3 separate regions of the Mus musculus genome follow, and regions 2 and 3 are each linked to region 1. Evidence: chromatin loops called from intact Hi-C (ENCODE). Cell type or tissue: heart. All regions are shown on one strand. Each heading gives the region's core, and the rest is flanking DNA. Links, peaks and the distances in the headings are about the cores only.

Region 1 (6,126 bases), core at 352-5,351:
CCTGTTGCTGACTGAATCCATCCTTAACACTTCAGTGTCTGGTTTTGTTGATCTTTGATACCCCATCAAGAGCTATTCTCCACACCAAACCACCATCAGGGAACAATTATCCAGCTTGACCCTGAAGGATCAACTTGATACAATGCTGAAGTCCTGGCAAGACTTGAGATTAGCAGATCCGAAGCAGGCACCAGCATACGTGTTGCAAATTCCAGAACTCCCTTGGAGCCACGCAGAGTTGACTGGAATTCTAGCTGGCTCTTTCAAGGCCAATGTATAGTGTTTGTGGATCCAAGGGTCACGGTAAGGACTCCTGGGTTAAAGTGAGAGGAAGACCCAGGCTCCCCCGATGTTTGGCTCAGGTTTGCTCTCCAGCTTGCCTGTGTCTGTGTCACTTATCACCATGGGTGCTCCTCTCTGTCACTCAAGATACAGATAGAGAAATCAGCCTTCCCTTAACCGGGGAGAGGAGGGGAGCAGGAAGAAAAATTTTAGCCAGCAGGAGTCCGTCATTTCTTTGAAGCACATATGATGTGCCTGTGCGTGAACACACACACACAAATTTCCAAATAACAGAAAAGTTGCATGGCAAAAATGAAACCCTCCGGATAAATCATGAGCATGCCAAGTGTGCACAGCCTTGATCCACCTCAGCAAAGCTGAGTGCAGCCATTACTCTAAGTCTTCTCAAACCTTCGTGTGGACAGATCAGCTCTTTGCACCCTTAACTTCCAGGTTTAACTCCAGGTCACCAGTTCCCCGAAAGGGGATCTCATGACATGGCCTACACTTACTAGTAAGTGATTTCACTTTCAGATACTGAAGTCTTCCTCTGCCTAAACCTTATCCACAAAGGTCCCAAAAGAGTGCAGAGTCCCAAAAAGGCCTTTAAGGAGGCAGCTGTGACATAAGGCAGTATTTGCTAACCTTTACTTGGAGGTGTCCCTGTATATTCATCCATGTCTACTGTAAGATAAAATAAGGCCCCCAATATGTAAGGGGCCTGATTCCTGGAATCTAAGTGTATGATATTACTTCACAAAGCGTCCTTACACATATGATAAAATAGGAGATAGAGGGGAAGATGGGGAGGGGGAGGGGAAGAGAGGAGAAGGTAGAGGAGAGATTTCTGCTAGATTTCCCAGTACCAAGTGTAAGAGTCGGAGTTTACCTGTAGGCCCCACTTATGCAAGGTCAAGATAACTTTCTGGAATACTGGAAGCTGTAGTTCTTGGGAATTAACAAGCCATGCATTTTGACTCCCCTGAACAAGTTTACTTAATTTTTTTTATACCAGATGTATTTGATTGGATGTAGGCAGAAGTCACATAGGCAGGAAAATATGTCAGGATATATGTTAGCCCCTGGTTTGGAACTAATGGGAAATGCAATGAATTGTGGGTTTTGCCTTTTTAAGTCCTTGAAAAATGTAACTTGTGGCCATTCCCTGGGAACCCAGGAGTAGACCTGGCCAGAGTCCTCTACCTGGCCAGCATTTAATTAAAGCTTGCTTTAAATTTGGTTCAAAATTGTGGAACTGAATTTTTTTTTCTCGAGAATCTCAGGGTGGACACAAGCTTGACACATAGTAAGTACTCAATAAATGTTAAGTGGGCCTAAGCTAGGGTCACTTACCATTTTCTAAGTATGGAGAGTGACAGAACCTATACCAGGGGTGCTGATACAAATAGTAGGGGACCAGGTCTTTCCCTGGGGCTAAGATATGTGCTAACATGGAGGCTACTCCCGTTGTCTGTGCTGTGTTGTGTTTCTCTTTCAGGGACTTTAAGGGCCTGCTCGAGCGATGGCTTAGAGCAGTGGCTGTGACCCTTGAATACAAATCCTCCTGTTGTGGTGACCCCAGCCATAAAATTATTTTCGTTGCTACTTCACAATTGTAATTTTTCTGTTGTTATGAATCATAGTGTAAATATCTGTTGTGCAGGATACCTAATGTGCAACCCCGAATGGGCTGCCACCCACAGGCTGTGAACAGCTCATTTAGAAGCACCTACCTTGAGAGGTTTAGGAAGTGTCTGCTCTGTAGTCAACCAATTTTCATTTCGGTGAAAGAAGTAAACATGAAGGATGAGGGAGGGGGAGGTACATGAACAAGAAGGCGGCAGCATGCACAGCAGTGGTCTCCAGCACTGGCAGGTGGCTTGTCATCCTATGTCTGCACAGAGTCTGAGTCTAAGGAGCCTTGTTCCTTACGGAGTTGCCCAGCACCTATGTGCATCTGTTGCCGACGCCTGCCCCCTTGTGGAATTGTTTCAAACTGCATACTGCCTTCAAAATGCTCTTTTCTTTTCTTTTCTTTTTTTCTTCTCCTTTTTATTGGATATTTTCTTTATTTACATTTCAAATGTTATCCCCTTTCCCAGTTCTCTGCCCTAGAAAAACCCCTGCCCCCACCTCCCCCTGCTTCTATGAGGGTGTTCCCCACCCACCCACCCACTCCTGCCTGCCTCCCTGCCCTGGCATTCCCCTACACAGGGCCATTGAGACTTCACAGGACCAAGGGCCTCTTCTCTTATTGATACCTGACAAGGCCATCCTCTGCTACATATGCAGCTAGAGCCATGGGTCCCTCCATGTGTACTCTTTGGTTGGTGGTTTAGTCTCTGGGAGCTCTGGGGAGATCTAGTTGATTGATACTGTTGTTCTTCCTATGGGGTTGCAAACCTCTTCAGCTCTTTCGGTCCCTTCTCTAACTCCTCCATTGGAGACCCGGTGCTCAGTCCAATGGTTGGCTCTGAGCATTCACCTCTGTATTTGTCAGGCTCTGGCAGAGCCTCTCAGGAGACAGCTATATCAAGCTCCTGTCAGCAAGCACTTCTTGGCATCCACAATAGTGTCTGGGTTTGGTAACTGTATGTGGGATGGATTCCCAGGTGGGGCAGTCTCTGGATGGCTTTTCCTTCACACATTGTCTCCATATTTCCTCCTGTGAGTATTTTGTTCCCCCTTCTAAGGAGGAGCGAAGCATCAACACTTTGGTCTTCCTTCTTCTTGAGCTGCATGTGGTCTGTGAATTGTATTTTGGGTATTTCAAGCTTTTGGGCTAATATCCACTTATCAGTGGGTGCATACCATGTGTGTCCTTTTGTGACTGGGTTACCTCACTCAGGATATTTTCTAGTTCTATCCATTTGCCTAAGAGTTTCATGAAGTCATTGTTTTTAATAGCTGAGTAGTACTCTACTGTGTAAATGTGCCACATTTTCTGCCGCAGACCCTCTGGGTGCAGATGGGCAAGGAGTTGGCGAATGACAGACAGATCAACACAGGAGATTGTGTAGAATCTGAATGTAATTTGTCAAGTCAAGCATCAAACTTTTTATACAGAAGAATAGCAAGAAACCAGACGAGATACAATCCACCAAGTTACAGTGACATAATACAAAATGAATGTATACATCAAAAGAAGGCAGGGACCAGGTCACTGCCACTGAGAAGGGAGCCAGGTGTAAAGCTAGTCTATTGTTAAGCCCACCTCCAGGGGTTCTACTTTAGCAGACCTCCTCATGAATACTGCAATACCACAACCCCCCTATCCTGGGCCCTGATAATTTCTTGTGTGAGTGTAACTTTTAAGTATCTGTGGAGAATCTCCATTTGTCAGAATTCACCAACTTGCTTCTAATATGCAATGTAGCCAGTACTAAAGATTTCTATCTCAGTGGGATTCCCTGGCTCTTTCATGGCATTCCCTTGTTTGGGTGAGATTTGCTACTGTCCTTAGTAAATACTCTGCAGACCAGCTCTGAGCTGCTGGTTCTGTCTTTTGTAATGCTTAATTAGTTACTGAATAGGTAACTTCCTTACTGCATTCATACCGGATTCCAAGCTCAGCTTCAAGCATTTTCTAGGACATTGGAACACTGGCAAAGGCTTAACTATGTCAGAATTCAATCTTTAAAAGCACTTATAATAAAATAATACTAAAAGAGAGCACGTGGATCTATACACCAGACTAACACGGGGATAGGGTATGAGTATACGGGTTAATGAGAACGCCAAAGCTCCAGGAGGTGAGTTTCTGTGAAACTCTTTGCCTCATGAGTGCTTCCAGGCCTCTCGGCCTGCCAAGCAAACTTCACTGGAGTGTGCGTAGCAATTTTCTGAATCCATTCCTCCATTGAAGGACTTGGTTTCAGTGGTCCAGTGTGCCCTGTAAACTACAAGATAAAACTACTAGCTAAGTGCATTTTATGATGTGGTCTTTGCCACCTGAGTCTTCCTCCTCTTTCTGCATTCCCTCAAGCCTGTATTCTCCCAGAAGACTTGTCCATGGTTCCTTGGTAATTCAACAGAAGATTCTTGGGAATCAGTCTAGAGCTCAAAATTGATGTACTTCCTTCCCAAAGCCATGTGACTCTGCAGCCTAACCTCTCTTACCTTCTTCCTCATGTGTGAAATAGGTTCTGCTATCTAGGGTTATTGTAGATTCAAGGAGATTAAACAGAAAGCTCATTAGGGAGACCATGAGCCTCCAGTGCCTAGCCTGTGGGTCATTTACAGACCCATGATCTCTCTCTTTCTAGACTAAACAGCTATGAACCACCACATGACTGATGAAGCACTCTCTGCTGACAAGATCTTGCAGTCTGATGAGACAGGAATTCAATATTAGCAAACTTAACAAAGACAGTTGTAGAGTTTTAAGATAGTTTACATTGCCACCACCCTCCAAAGAGGAACAGGAAAGATAAAGGTTGCAGGCGAACTGAATTGAGATAGAAGGTCTGAGGGCAGGAAACCCAGGAAAAGAAACAGGGAGGCAGGGGAGGCAGGGGGCCAACACATCCCACTATCAAGTTGGGTCAGTGCTGGGCAGTAGAGCCTGGCCCTTAACCTAGGTTGTGATGAGTCCCCCAGCACCTGGATCAGCAGACAGCAGTAGAGCTGCCTGTCAGCTGTTTAAACTTATGTGTGGATTTAAAGCACTTTGATGTCCCACAGTCCAAAGGATTCCTCAAAGGACAAACCCCAGAAAGGCTAATGAGAGAAGGTGAAACTGTCCTAGTAGGGCAGGTTTTACCAGTCATTCATATATATAGTCGTACCTCATTGCACCTGTTTTCTCATCTGTAAAATGGGAGCTAACAATGCCTATTCAATAGGGTCATCGTGAGGATGGAGTAAATGGTGAGGAGTTAGAACAGTGACTCCTCAGTACACCATGACCCACAGTAGTCACCAGGCATTGTCACTCCTGAGACTCACAAGTAAAAGAAAGTGTCAATCAATAAGTCAGTATTCATTAACATCAGGGTGCAGATAAATAAGGTCTGCTATTGTTCATCAGCCAGCAAGAAAAATGAACAATACATAACTGAGGACAAATAATTAAATGAGGAGAAACTGAATAAATCATATTTCTCCAACAGAAGACAGTACTGGGGATCAACTTGTGTCTAAACTTAGGGAACCTCCACAGGAGTGGGAGAGATGGCTCATCAGGTAAGAGCACTTGGGACTTTTCCAGAGAACTCAAGTTCGATTCCCAGAATCCACATCAAGTTGCTCACACCCTTCTGTAACACTGGCTCCTGGGGGATCTGGAGCCTTCTTCTGGCCCCTGAAGGCACTGAACTCACTTAATATATACTCTGATAGACAGACAGATAAACACACACACACTAAAAAAAATTAATAATTCTAGAACTGACTCTGCCAGTATTGGGTAACCTAGCTGGGGCCGTGCTGGAGAACATGCCCTGGTGTTGTGGATAAGGGAGAGCCCAAAAGCTGACTACCTTGGGTACAACCCAGCCCCAGATGCAGGGCTCTGAGTTGAACTACCCCAAAGCTGTATCATCTATGAAGAGTTGGGATGCGTGAAAGGGCTAGTCTTGCTGATCCAAAGGTTTCTGCATCTCTACTACACGGGGCAACAACCGGATAGCCAGGAGTCCCAGTGCGGATCCAATATTGATGATGTCACAGAAGCCAAAAACCTTGACTCGTTGCAATGAACATTTGTAAGCGAAGATGTGTGGACAGAGGAACATACTGTGGGACACACTGTGACATACTACAGCTTCCATGATGACATGTTTTTATATGCTGTGTGTGTGTGTGTGTGTGTGTGTGTGTGTGCTTGTGGGGGGAGTGGGTATG
Region 2 (6,126 bases), core at 821-5,820, 1.1 Mb before region 1:
GTTATTTGGCTTATGGTTGCATCTCTCTATCACCCTGATGTCTGCCTGCATCATGGCAAGGCTGGGTATTTACTTTTTGTTTCTGGGTGTTTCTGCTGCATTAGGGGGTCTCATCTAATTTTTACTCTTTAAAAAACTTTAAGATTCTATATGTGTCCCAGTGTGAGTCTGTGTACGGGAAGGCAGGTGCCCTTGGAAGTTAGCGGTATCAGATCTCCCTGGAGCCGGAGTTATAGACAGGTGTTAGTCTCCTTATAGGAGTGTCTGGGGACATGGAAGAACAGTACATGCTCTTCACCACTGAGCCATCTCTCCATCTTTTTATAAAGACGTCAGTATGATTGGATATTAACCCATTCTACTTGAATATGACCAAATCTGCACTCGATTACATTGCCTTCTCAAATAAGATCATATTCTAAGACATTAACTGAACAAGTCTTTTCATGGGAAACTATTTAACAATGCATCCTTTCCATGACCATTGCTTCTTCTGCAAACTAAGAGTTACAATTCAGTAAAGTGGGTGGGACAGGAAGAAATACAGAGAGAACATAACGGTGTGGAGAGTCAGGTGTGTGCTGAACACAGGAAGACAGATTGTCTTAGTCATTGTTTGATGGTTGGGAAGCAACACTAAGATCAAGGTGCTTATAAACGAAAACATTTAATTGGTGGCTTGCTTCAAGTTTCAGGAGTTTGGTCCATGCTTATCATGGCAGGAAGCATGGAGGCAGGCAGACAGGCAGGGTGTTGGAATAGTAGCTGAGGGAGTTCATTCTACCACAAAATGGAGGCAGAGAGCAAGGCAGGGCCTGCTGTGGGTTTTTGAACTTCCAAGCCCACTCACCAGTGACACACCTCTTCCAAAAAAGCCACACCTCCTAATCTGTCCTAAACAGTCCACCAACTAGGAATTTAGTATTCAAATATATGAGACTAAAGGGGCCATTCTTATTCAAACCACCACCCAAACAGACATACTGACTCAAGTCTAGGATCTAGGTCTCTGTCACTTACTGATGTTGGAGCTGTCAATGAGATATAAAAAGAAGAGCAGACAATTAGCATAGCTGAGGCAATAGTTGGCTAAGATATAGTTCACCAAATTCTGTGTGGTGCACAGAATTAAATAGAAAGATGATAAATTTATCTTTTGCGGATCTAAACTTTATTAGATATTTACTAGCTTTAAAGTGATTTTTTTTATATTGAGTAGTGGTTTGAATAAAAATGGCCCTCATAGGTTTATAAGAAGAGGGACTGTTAGGAGGGGTGGCCTTGTTGAAATAGGTGTGGCCTTGTTGGGGGGAGTGTGTCACTGAGGGTAGGCTTTGAGGTCTTAGAAGCTCAAGGTAGACCCAGTGGCTCACTGTCTCTTCTTTCTGCTTGTAGATTCAGCTGTAGAACTCTCAGTTCCTCCAGCACCATGTCTGCCTGCATGCTGCCATGCTTCCTACCATGATGACAATGGTCTGAACCTGTGAACTGTAAGCCAACTCCAATGAAATGTTTCCTTTATAAGAGTTGCCTTGGGCATGGTGTCTCTTCACAAGAATAAATCCAAATGAAGACATATTGTGTCTTATTAGGTTCTTTCTTTCAATATCCTTATGAATTTTACTTTAATTTTGTAAATAGAGAATTATTTATTTCACTTACCTGTGCTCATAACTACCAAACCTTAAAAAACTGATAAAAATGGATAAACTAGCAGAGATTAGAATTTTATCACACAACCGAGAATTGACTGAGATGCTCCGCAGCTTCAGAGCTGTCATCTGTAAAGTTATTTTTAGAATTTTCTCCATGGCTGAAGAATAGCTACTACAGCTGCTCCTGCTACCATGTCTGAATTAGGAAGGAAGAAGGCATGGCTGAAAACTTATTTTGTCTTTTTCATGAAATTGTCATTGGGGAAAGAAAAACATTGACCAGGGCGCCCTTCCAAGTCTAGAAGACTCTCGCTCACATGCCTGAGCATTGTCATGATGGTACCAAACTGCAAGGAAAATTAGAAACATGTTTGCTGATCATCAGTTGTAATGGGTGTGAAAGGAGATAGATGAAAATACACCCAGGGCTAGAACGGGCTGCAGGAGGGCCAGCCTGCCAGCTCACTCCTTGCTGGGGTATCACAGAACCTGCAGCTGTCTGATACTGCACTGGGTAGAGTGCACAGTGGTTGGGAGTCCTTGGAAGAGCATGGCACATTTCTGGAGGTGCACATCAGAGATCACACAGATTCCCAGGGTCTTGGCCTCTGTCCTTCTGGAGGTGAGAGGTCAGCTGGAGCCTTTTGTACCATCAGGAAAGGTCTGTTCTTCAGTTCCCTACATCTTTGAGGAATCGATGAAGGAACCTATCTTTCGAAGGGAATGGCCCAGAAGATGCAGAAAAGGGATCTGTAGCCCACGAGGAAGCAGAAGGGATAGGAGGAGGCAAGAGTGGAGGGGCTCCATTAAGCCTCTGTTGAAGTCAGAGACACCCTTCTCAGAAAGTGGGGTGATGAGAAGCCCACTGACAGAGCCCAAAGGAACTATGGGTATTTGCTAATGATCCTTGGTGGAGAGTGTCAAGATGGAATCCTTAGAAAAATCAGCTCTGTATCCCTGTCTTGCCACAAGGTGAATGGAAAGCATCCCTCATGCACCACCTTCCCCAGAAAAATCTCTATATTCCCACTTCAGCAGCCCCAGGAGACTCGGGGGGGGCACAGAGATCAAAACTGGTGATTCCTAGCAGACTACATCTCTCCTGCCAAATGTGAAAGGTCAGAGGTAGATGGCCTAGGAGGAACCCATGTTCTGAACTCCCATTCCAATCCTTAATGTAACCAGTTGGGTAGTATTTGTATTTTACATTTCAGGTTTTGAATGGATCAGGACTTTTGATCAAAAGTTGGAAAGTTATGAGACCTTCCCAAGATGACATTCAAGGACATCCTAAAGAGTCCAAGCGAAGGCAGTGGCTGCTGAAAAGCAAATGCTCCAGGTTTACATACACCATCAGCATCTGCTTAACTGTAGGTGGCACTGAGATGTTGCAAAACCAAGTGCCGCGTCTAGGTGGCGCCAGAACCCTTCCTAGAACTGGATTTTCTGCGTTATGAGGGATGTTGATGCAATTGCAGTCAAACTTGGTTACCTCTTAGTTCAGGAGCTGAGGCTCTAAGAATATGGATTTTTGGGGCAACAGGATCTTAGAGATGCCAATTCAGGAGGTCTGCAGTGGGTCCTGGTGTCAGGGATGCAGGTATATGCCATTTTGGAAAATCACAAAGTGAGAACGATTTATATTTACTTAAACTCTGAGGCCATGCCCAACCCACACAGCCAGACATCAATCTGCCAGGTGAAGCTGCAGAAGATCCTCCTCCTAGAGAAACTGCATCTGTTACTGATTTCTGCTCATGACACCACCACTGCTCTTAAAAGCCTGATGGGTCAGTTTTAAGGTTCTAATAATTGGAGATCTTTTGGTAGAACACAATACTGGTGTTTCTGATGACGACAACAACAACAAACTGCAGAGACTAGAGATAGCCAAATGTATTTCTTATTTAATTCTTGTTGAGTCAATCTTTAAGTTATTAATTTGGCCCATTATTACCTTCACCTAGAGGAGATGAGTTAAGAAATAATATTTTTTATGTTTCTGCATGGTTAAGGCTTTGGAGCAAAGATCAGCTCACACTATCAGACAAGTGTGGAATCTAAAGGGAGGTTTGAAGCCAGGAGACCTCACAGGGTCACTGCAACTATGTTACAGAGGTAGGGACAGAGCTCTAGGTTATCGACTCCAGTTTGTCTTAAGAAAGGAGATATTCATTTGTACTCCAAGGGAAAAGAATCTAGGACTCTTCCTGTTTCATCCCAAAGCAAACTCAGGTACCTATAGCAGGTTAGATTTCCCTCCCTGACTTAAAGAGGAAGAAGCAGCATGGAGTTAAGACCTCAGATTCATATTTTGAGAGATCCTCTCCAGTGGCACCAGAAACTCCCTGCATATGCAGGTGTGGCTCTTTTATACCACTCACAGAGAGGGAGCCTTGGGATATGGGGATGAGGTGCCTTCATTGCAACAAGCAGGTAATAATCATTGCTTCGAACTCAAAACCTGATGCGACTCTTGAGGTTACATGAAGTACAGACACTGAAAACATCTCAGCTGAGAGTTTAAAGAGTTAGGGTAGTAGAGGTTGCATGTTTGATTCATTGCTGTAGGCAAAAAGTACCCAGGCTGTCTAGACTCAGTGTCATCTGACAAGGAAGTGACCCAAAGCCAGGGACTGCAGTACCCAGTTGCTGGAAGAGTTCCAGAGTTCTGGAAGACTTAAGGGTCAAGAGTTCCAACATCCAAGGATCAGAAGTTGTAACATTACTCACTGTTAAAAAAGGGTAAGGGTTCCAATACACAGGGCTTGGAGGCTGTGATATTAGCTGGCACTGATTGAAGCAGGCACTAGCTCCTTGTAGGAGCAGAGGGATGGGCAGTGGCCATGCAGACCTGTAATTCCTGCACTTTGGGGGCAGGGGCAGGGGCAGGGGCAGACAGGCAGACAGGCAGAGAGGCAGAGAGAGAGGCAGAGAGAGAGGCAGACAGGCAGAGAGGCAGAGAGGCAGAGAGGCAGAGGAGGGGCAGAGAGGCAGAGAGAGAGGCAGAGAGAGAGGCAGAGAGGCAGAGAGGCAGAAGAGAGGCAGAGAGGCAGAGGAGGGGCAGAGAGGCAGAGAGGCAGAGAGGCAGAGAGGCAGAGAGGCAGAGAGGCAGAGAGGCAGAGAGGCAGAGAGGCAGAGAGGCAGAGAGGCAGAGAAGTAGAGAGGCAGAGGCAGAGGCAGAGGCAGAGAGGCAGAGAGGCAGAGAGGCAGAGAGGCAGAGAGGCAGAGAGGCAGAGAGGCAGAGAGGCAGAGAGGCAGAGAGGCAGAGAGGCAGAGAGGCAGAGAGGCAGAGGCAGAGGCGGAGGCTGGGACCGACAGACAGATCTCTGAGTTAAGACCAGCCTGGTCTACAGAGCAAGTGTCAGGACAGCTAGGGATACACATAGAAACCCCACCTTGGGCGGGGGTGAGGCTTGGCTTTGGGAGAGCTGAGGATTACAATAATTCCAGGTCCTGGGCCTCTGGCAACCTAGGCCCAGACATTAAACTGTCACATCGCGCACCTAGAGGCTCATGTCCATGGCTTCTAAAGCCTCTCATTCTCAGGGATTGGAGCTATAAGCCTCTGTCTGTCATTCTAGCCCCTAAGCCTTTGGTGTCTGAGGCTCCAGGATTGCTAAGACTGGAAGAGATACCACCTTCTCTCAAGGGTGCCAGTCTACTACTTGGTAGCATATGCTTTATTTGTTGAGTGTTCTGTACTCGTGATAGCACAAGAGCTGCCTGGACTCACAGCTGAGCTGCCTCATTTGCACAGATACGTGTCCAATTTAGGGGTGAGGCAACGGAGCAGGGAAACAGATCTTACTTTTCATTCTAATAGAAAAAGAAACAGAGGCCATGCTAACAATCTCATCACTGCATGCCTTTGTCTTTTGTAACACTTTGTGTCTATCTAATATGGAGATGATATAGGTGTGCTGGGTGTTTGTTTTACAAGGAGGCCTCTGGTATGCAGGTATTGGTGTGTGTGTGTGTGTGTGTGTGTGTGTGTGTATGTTTGTGTGTGAGTGTGTGTTTACAGGTACTTTATTGTGGGCACAGCATTCATAAAACCAGGTGCTAGGGAGCTTTGAAGTTGTATTGGTTACCACTGTTCACTGAAGCATTATTTTAATAAGAAACCCGGACTTTTAGCGACTCAAAGATGATAAGGTTTCTTCACTTCTCCATCATGAAATTCCTAAATAGATTCCACTGATCAGGGTCCAGGCATTCTCCTTCCCCTGGAGGGAAAGCAGTCACTGGAACGAGAACAGTTCCTGGAAAGCAGCATTTTCTTCTCCTCCTATTCTGGTGCAGTTACGTATCTTCACTATAAAAGCCTGAATCTTAAAACCCTCGGTTAGCGACCACACTCTAGTGGTATGGCCATCTGGCCGGGGCAGGTCAGGCTTGAAGCCTCAAGGTCCTTTGGCATGACTGGTTCCAGGTTTCATCTCTGGATACCCCAGAAGCTGACATAATC
Region 3 (6,126 bases), core at 703-5,702, 1.4 Mb before region 1:
AATGTCCAGTGGTAAACACACAGTAGTTCTACAGCTCGTCCCGTCTTCCTCCTACCTTTAGTTGCTTCCTCTTTTGGTCTGTGCTTTATAGGAGGGAGGCAGCTAAGGCATCTTCTGAGCCTTAACAACAAAAGTGCAAACCATCTTTTATTGCTACTCACCATCCAGGTCTGAGAATGCCTTGTTCTTGGTGTTGGTGTACTGCTCCACTACATAGTCAATTTGCTGGAAAAGAAAGTTACATGGCATCTGCCCTTTGAGGTGCAAAGTCATTATACAAAGATAGCATTTAAGACTTAAGATTAAAATATATATATATTAACTCTGAGCACTTTGAAAAAGAAATAGCTAAGAGGTGGTGAACGCTCATCTGGTACTCCCACGTTTTACCGCCTATTACAAACTTATCTCTTGTGCTTACTTATTATAAACTTACTAGCTGTGGCCATGTCTTATGTCTCACGGTTCTGTGGACCAGCTAGACGGCTCATGGTGAGGACTGAATGCATGATCAGAGGTGGGTCTGTCTCTCTCCATACGTTCTTGCATCTTCTTAGTGACCAGCCTGGGTATCTTCCCAAGATATCCTTAGGATCACCATCAAGGAGAGGCTGATAGGTACTCGATGCAAGGCTCCTAGATGTTTCCGACTAGCCCAAGGTCATGTCCACTGTGCTCTTCTGGTCATAAACAGGTCACAGAGACAGCCCAGACTCAAGAAACAATGAACAAGAAGACCTTCTAAAGTTTTGATGCGTGAGTCCACGATATTGACTATTCCTGAGTGGTCTTAAGGAGTACTTATCTTCTTATCTATGGTGGCCTGCTTCTCTGCGAGGCTGGGTTAACATTCTTCTAGGGTTGCCAACCTTCCCAGGGAACACAACTCAGAGTTTAAATTTTCATTTCCCTGATTACCAGACGTGAAACGTCTTGTTCTGTTTGGAGACAGCTATATTCTGTCTGTCAGTTGCCTGTTCAATTATCTGTAAAACTTCTGTTTGTTAGAGGTCTTCGCATATGTCCAACCAGGTTAAGTTTCCCCAAAGCCCGAGGAATTTACTCTCTTTATAAAAGGATGAGAGACAGCCTAGTATTCAGGGGCACTGTTGTTACTTTTGGCATTGGGGGGGGGCGGGGGGGTTCTGTGGAATCTTTAAGATGTCACATGACAAGCATGAGCTTTTGTTTACATGGTGGGAGAAAGGTAGTTCTACCAGTGCGACCTGCAAAGCCAGGCAGGGTTAAGCTCTCTATTCTCCCCCTCCCAAATGCCTCTGCCTTTTACTTCCAGCTTCTTGACACACTTGATGCACAGCATTTTAAGGACAGAGTCAACTCAGAAGGCCACACCTTGTTCAAGGATCCATGGTTTTGGGGAGACTCCCCACCAATGCCAATACCCATGAGCTTCACACGCTTAGGCCGGTTCCTGCTCAGGTACTTTCCAAGTCATATTCTGTATCGGCGATACATCAACACACTCCTCGGATGAGGACAAAACAGGCTTGCCCATCACTGCCTTCAGCCATTCTGTTTGCTGTCTTCCAAAGTGACATGGTGTGTGCGTGTGTGTGTGTGTGTGTGTGTGTGTGTGTGTGTGTGTGTGTGTTAGAGAGATGTGTGTGTATGTATGTGTGTGTGTGAGAGAGAGAGAAGAAAGTCCTTCCTAAATAGACTGACACACCTACACAGATAATAATAATCAGGTGTGCATAAAGCTAGTGAATTCTATCTTAATAGTAGCTATGTAAATGATAAGGGGTTAACTATACGCACCAAACAAAGGCAAGAGCATCCATCCAACAATGTCAACAACAACAAACAAACAAAAAACAAAGCAACCCACAGTGAGACACTTAAAATTGTTAGGTACTTGTATATGTGCAGTGATTTTTGTTATGCCTAAATAAAATAGAGCAAAATAAGACACCTATATCTTAAAGCTATGGAAACCACATTTCCATGCTTTTTGAACTCTCTGGTTATGTTTCTTCATCTGCATCATTAAAGGGCAATGGCTTTCCACGTGGGTTCACTGACTTGTTAAAAGGCTTGGCTGTGCTGCTAAACGCACACACAGGTACTCAGAGCAGCTCACACAAAGCGCCATGGAATGCGCAGGCTGTAGGTTTTTACCTTTGGTGTTTCAGTCAGGAGTGTTTGAAAGTCTCTGAAATTGCTCTTTGCCAGTTTCTGGGTCCCTTTGATCCGAGTCCTGGTCTGCTGGTTAGCCACAAAGCCATATATAATGCCAAGGCTGTAGGGAAAGAGAAAAGTGTTGGCTAGGATCCAATATCCTCAGCAGCACAGGAGCCGACGAACGGCCACCTCCACCACCTTCCACTACAACCTACCTACTAAGACCACCATTGCACACCACCAAAACACAAAACAGGACTAAGGCTCTGAAGACACATCTCTGTTTAGGATGGAGTACTGTGTTATGGCTCTCATAAATGAACAGTGTTCACAACAAATGCTGGAAGGACAGTGACAAAGGCATAGGCTGTGTTAGGTGTTTGAGTGTGTGTTTGTGTGTGTGTGTGTCTGTGTGTATGTGCTCACACATACATGCATGCACCTTGTGGGTATATCCTCTTACACCCACACAAACATTATCACGCACCTTAGCTACCGTCATAGAAGAGGGAAATAACAAAATGGGAAGAGGGACTTGGGATGTCTGGTGTTTCTTCATTTAATTGTTAGTTTCTGTGTTGTCCAGATTGAAAAGAAATAAGGTATTTCAGCATTAAAGCACTGTGGGAAGACTTAATGTCATTTCCCTTTTGCTGGGGTAAAATACACCCACAGCGATTTCCTCCCACATGACACCAGGCTATGTCAAGATGACAACTTGAAGTGAACACACCACACATATGAAGTACAAAATCCACCCAAACGGTGGTGCTAGAAATGTCCTGGTTCTCTTGCTGAGGGTTGTATTTTCCTCAGGGAAATTCTTGAATATGTACTTATGAAGAAAATACTTTTCTCTACATAAAATACACATCATAAGGGATTCCAAACGCCTTCACATAGTCACCTTGCAGGAAAGACTAGCCTATGTGGAAATTAAAACCTTCTTCCTCACTTATCTCAAAAGACTGAATTTAAGGGTACTAAAAGCGCTTGTGCTCATTAGCCACTATCAATCTCTTGGTTTGAGTTATACAAATTGGTTCATTTGTTGAGGGCCTCTGAACCTTAGAATTTTATCGGCTGCAGGAGTAAAGGCTCAGCCAGGCATGGTAGCACACACCCATTATCCCGACACTTGGAAGAGCAAAGTGAGAAGACCTCAGAGCTCCGGACTAACCTGAGCTGCACAAAGAGACCTTGTCTCAAAATTAAAACAAACCCCTCAAGGCAGGGGAGCTAAAACCCAAACTACTTTTCAATCTGACCACTAGAGGGCAGCAAGGAATTAATAAATAGCACAACCCGTTTTACCCACAGACAGAAAAGACCAAAACTGTTATTTTTGTATCCAGTGTACAATGTGCATATGCTTTAAGAACAGGTTAGCAAGTACCAAATAAATCCTGGGGAAACAACATGGAACAGCCTATCAAGTTACCAAGCAATCTCCGTACCAGTGGGATAACAGGCATCCTGCCTTTTTGCATTGAAAAAATCCCATGTCACCAAAAACAAAACAACAACAAAAAAACCCAAACAAACAAACAAATGAACAACAACAACAACAAAATCCAAGTCCCAGGACATATATTCACTCTGTTTAAGAGTACTGCTCCATGGGGCTGGAGAGATGGCTCAACAGGAAGAAAGTTTTCACAACTGTTCTTCCAGAGAACCCAAGTTTAGTTCATAGCACCTGAGGGGCTGCTTACAACCAACTGTATTGCCAGCTTTGGGGCAGCCAATGCCTCTGGCTTTCAAGGGCATCCACATTCCAGTGCTCATATCCCCCCCTCCCCCCCAGACACATACACACATGGACACATAATCACAGATACACACATATAAACAAATAATCACACATAGCCACAGACACAGACACATAGTAAAAAAAAAAAAAATTCTAAACAAATAAAAAGTACTGTTGCATCTGGAGGAGTGCTTAGTTCGTATGTGGTTTCTCGTTCTTAAAACTTGTCTTCCTGTGACAATAATACACAGTTCCTCTCGGGCTGCCAGTGACACTAACATGCCTATGTGGCACATGACATTGAACAGTACTTAACTCAGCCTAGTGAGCTATGGTGGAATTAGGAGAGCCAGAACATGTGACTTGGACCTGGTTCCTCATCCCCACTCCGCCTCCCACCACCTCCCCACTCCCCATCCCCCCACTTCACCCCCCAGCCCCCAGCCCCACTAACTCCGTGAAGACCTTTCTTTCTATCTGAGCTTCAGCCAGCTTGGAGCCAGGGCAGCTTGGAGCTGATATTATAAACCAGCTGGAATCCACCCTAGGATGTATAAACACTGCTCATATTGCAAAGGAGAAGGGCTTGGGGGATGTCCACAAATTCCCTGGGAACTTGTTTATTCTAAAGCTTGAGTCCCATCTTAGTGCAACCTCAGAAAATGAAGACAAAACGTCCTGTACCCTTTGAACTGCCATATGACCCACTACTCTCTGTCCTACACTTATGAAGCAGACAGTGTACCTCAGTTATATTCATTACTGGTGAGCAAGACACCCTAATCCTAAGCTAGGTTAGTGACTCGATGATTTTAGAGTTATGTGCAAGGCACACATGCACACACACACACACACACACACAAACAAGAACTGAAACCTGGTAATATACCAGGGTCTTTATTTAACTAAGCCAGGTTCAAATATTTGGGTTGTGACAAGTTAGAATCACCCCTAAGTAGAGCTGGTATCCACCCTGGGGAATCAGACTTTCTCTCCCTGCATGCTACAAATGATCTCAGTCATTCCTTCTACCAAGCAACAGACCCATTTGGTCATGGAATAAGTCAAAGTGGACCAGGAAGTTCACCACTTCCTATTGACCTTTTCCTGTCCATCCCCATGAAAGGAGCTCCGCCACAGGAATCTGTGATGTCGTGTGTCGCAATGCCTGCCGAGGTTTACTCTTAGTTATACCTAAGTTCAATGCCCCTAAAAGGAGGTCGTAACCTCCTCCCCGTCAACTTTGCCTTATGTGGCCTGTCCTCATTCCTGAACGCTTGAAGGTTTGTTCTAAACTTGATCTGCTGACACTTGCTGTGTGCTCAGCGTAGATGTCAGAAACTGCCCTTGTCCTTTATTCTATATGACTTTACTCACAAGAAAGTCACTCAGATCAACGAACTGCCGTACAACCTTTCAGAAAATATCCTTTCCAAACCTTTCAACTGTCAAGAACGCAGTTCTAGAAAGCCCGGCTAGAGACGATCAAAATCATGCTATCAATAACTTTAACAACAACAACAACAACAACAACAACAAAGTCTGTGCTAAACAGAGTTCTGCAAATGATCTCAACAACTTTCCAAGCAAATTTCCAGTGTAAATGTTTATGTTTGGGTTAAAAAAATGACAACTCCAAGGGCTGGGAAGACTGCTTGGCAGTTAGCAAGGATGCCTTTCCAGAGGACCCAGGTTCAAATCCCAACACCCACATGGTCACTCTGTGATTCCAGTTCCTGAGGATATGGCCTTTGCAGGCATCAGGCATGCACAAAATGCAGACACATGAATATAAAACACCCAACGGTGAGAACAACAACAACAACAATGTTTAAAATAACAAGTTCAAAAGCCCTCATGGTCAGAAAGAAAGAGAGGAAACAGGGTGGCCTGAGACCTGGAAGATGGCAGGTGGCTGGCAGAACATTTTCTCTGTAGTTCTCCAAAGTAACGCCGCAAAGGAACTTCCCAGCAAACACCTGTAAACTGAGTTCTTACATAAACCTCCCAATGAGCAAATACTAGCAACTGATAAAGACTTTACTGTGTTGACCAATGCTAGTTTCTAGTTATGAGCTCTAACTTAAACCTTTCATTTAAACTAAATAGAGAATGAATGCCTCTATTTGCCATCGAGCTAGACACTCGCTGTTATTCATTGTACTTTAAAGCAAATATTAGAGCCACATAAATTATTTTTTCTTCATTGTAACAGATACCAGTCAATGCCT

What was found. A loop is a pair of places that touch in the nucleus more often than their neighbours do. Peaks named below come from ENCODE experiments on the same cell type or tissue, not always from the same donor. Only the 100,000 strongest peaks of a DNase experiment are listed, where the experiment ranks them.
Region 2: a loop joins it to region 1, with 7 times the contacts of the local background. A loop is called at or near these places in 24 of 42 quality-filtered maps.
Region 3: a loop joins it to region 1, with 5 times the contacts of the local background. A loop is called at or near these places in 3 of 42 quality-filtered maps.

What each region holds. Positions count from the first base shown.
Region 1 is chr5:45,422,221-45,428,346 of GRCm38, forward strand. D5Ertd615e (DNA segment, Chr 5, ERATO Doi 615, expressed) reads right to left here and starts at 2,180. Exons shown (of 6, transcript NR_131933.1): 1 at 2,016-2,180. In heart, for the core only: a CTCF peak has its summit at 2,272 (motif pointing left); no DNase peak of the experiment used is centred there.
Region 2 is chr5:44,281,525-44,287,650 of GRCm38, forward strand. No RefSeq gene overlaps it. Among named protein-coding and RNA genes, the nearest start is that of Gm40296, 22 kb to the right of the region's middle. In heart, for the core only: no CTCF peak of the experiment used is centred there; no DNase peak of the experiment used is centred there.
Region 3 is chr5:44,045,359-44,051,484 of GRCm38, forward strand. Prom1 (prominin 1) reads right to left here. Exons shown (of 28, transcript NM_001163577.1): 6 at 2,140-2,260; 7 at 162-225. Among named protein-coding and RNA genes, the nearest start is that of Prom1, 53 kb to the right of the region's middle. In heart, for the core only: a CTCF peak has its summit at 3,409 (motif pointing right); no DNase peak of the experiment used is centred there; H3K27ac peaks cover 222 bases.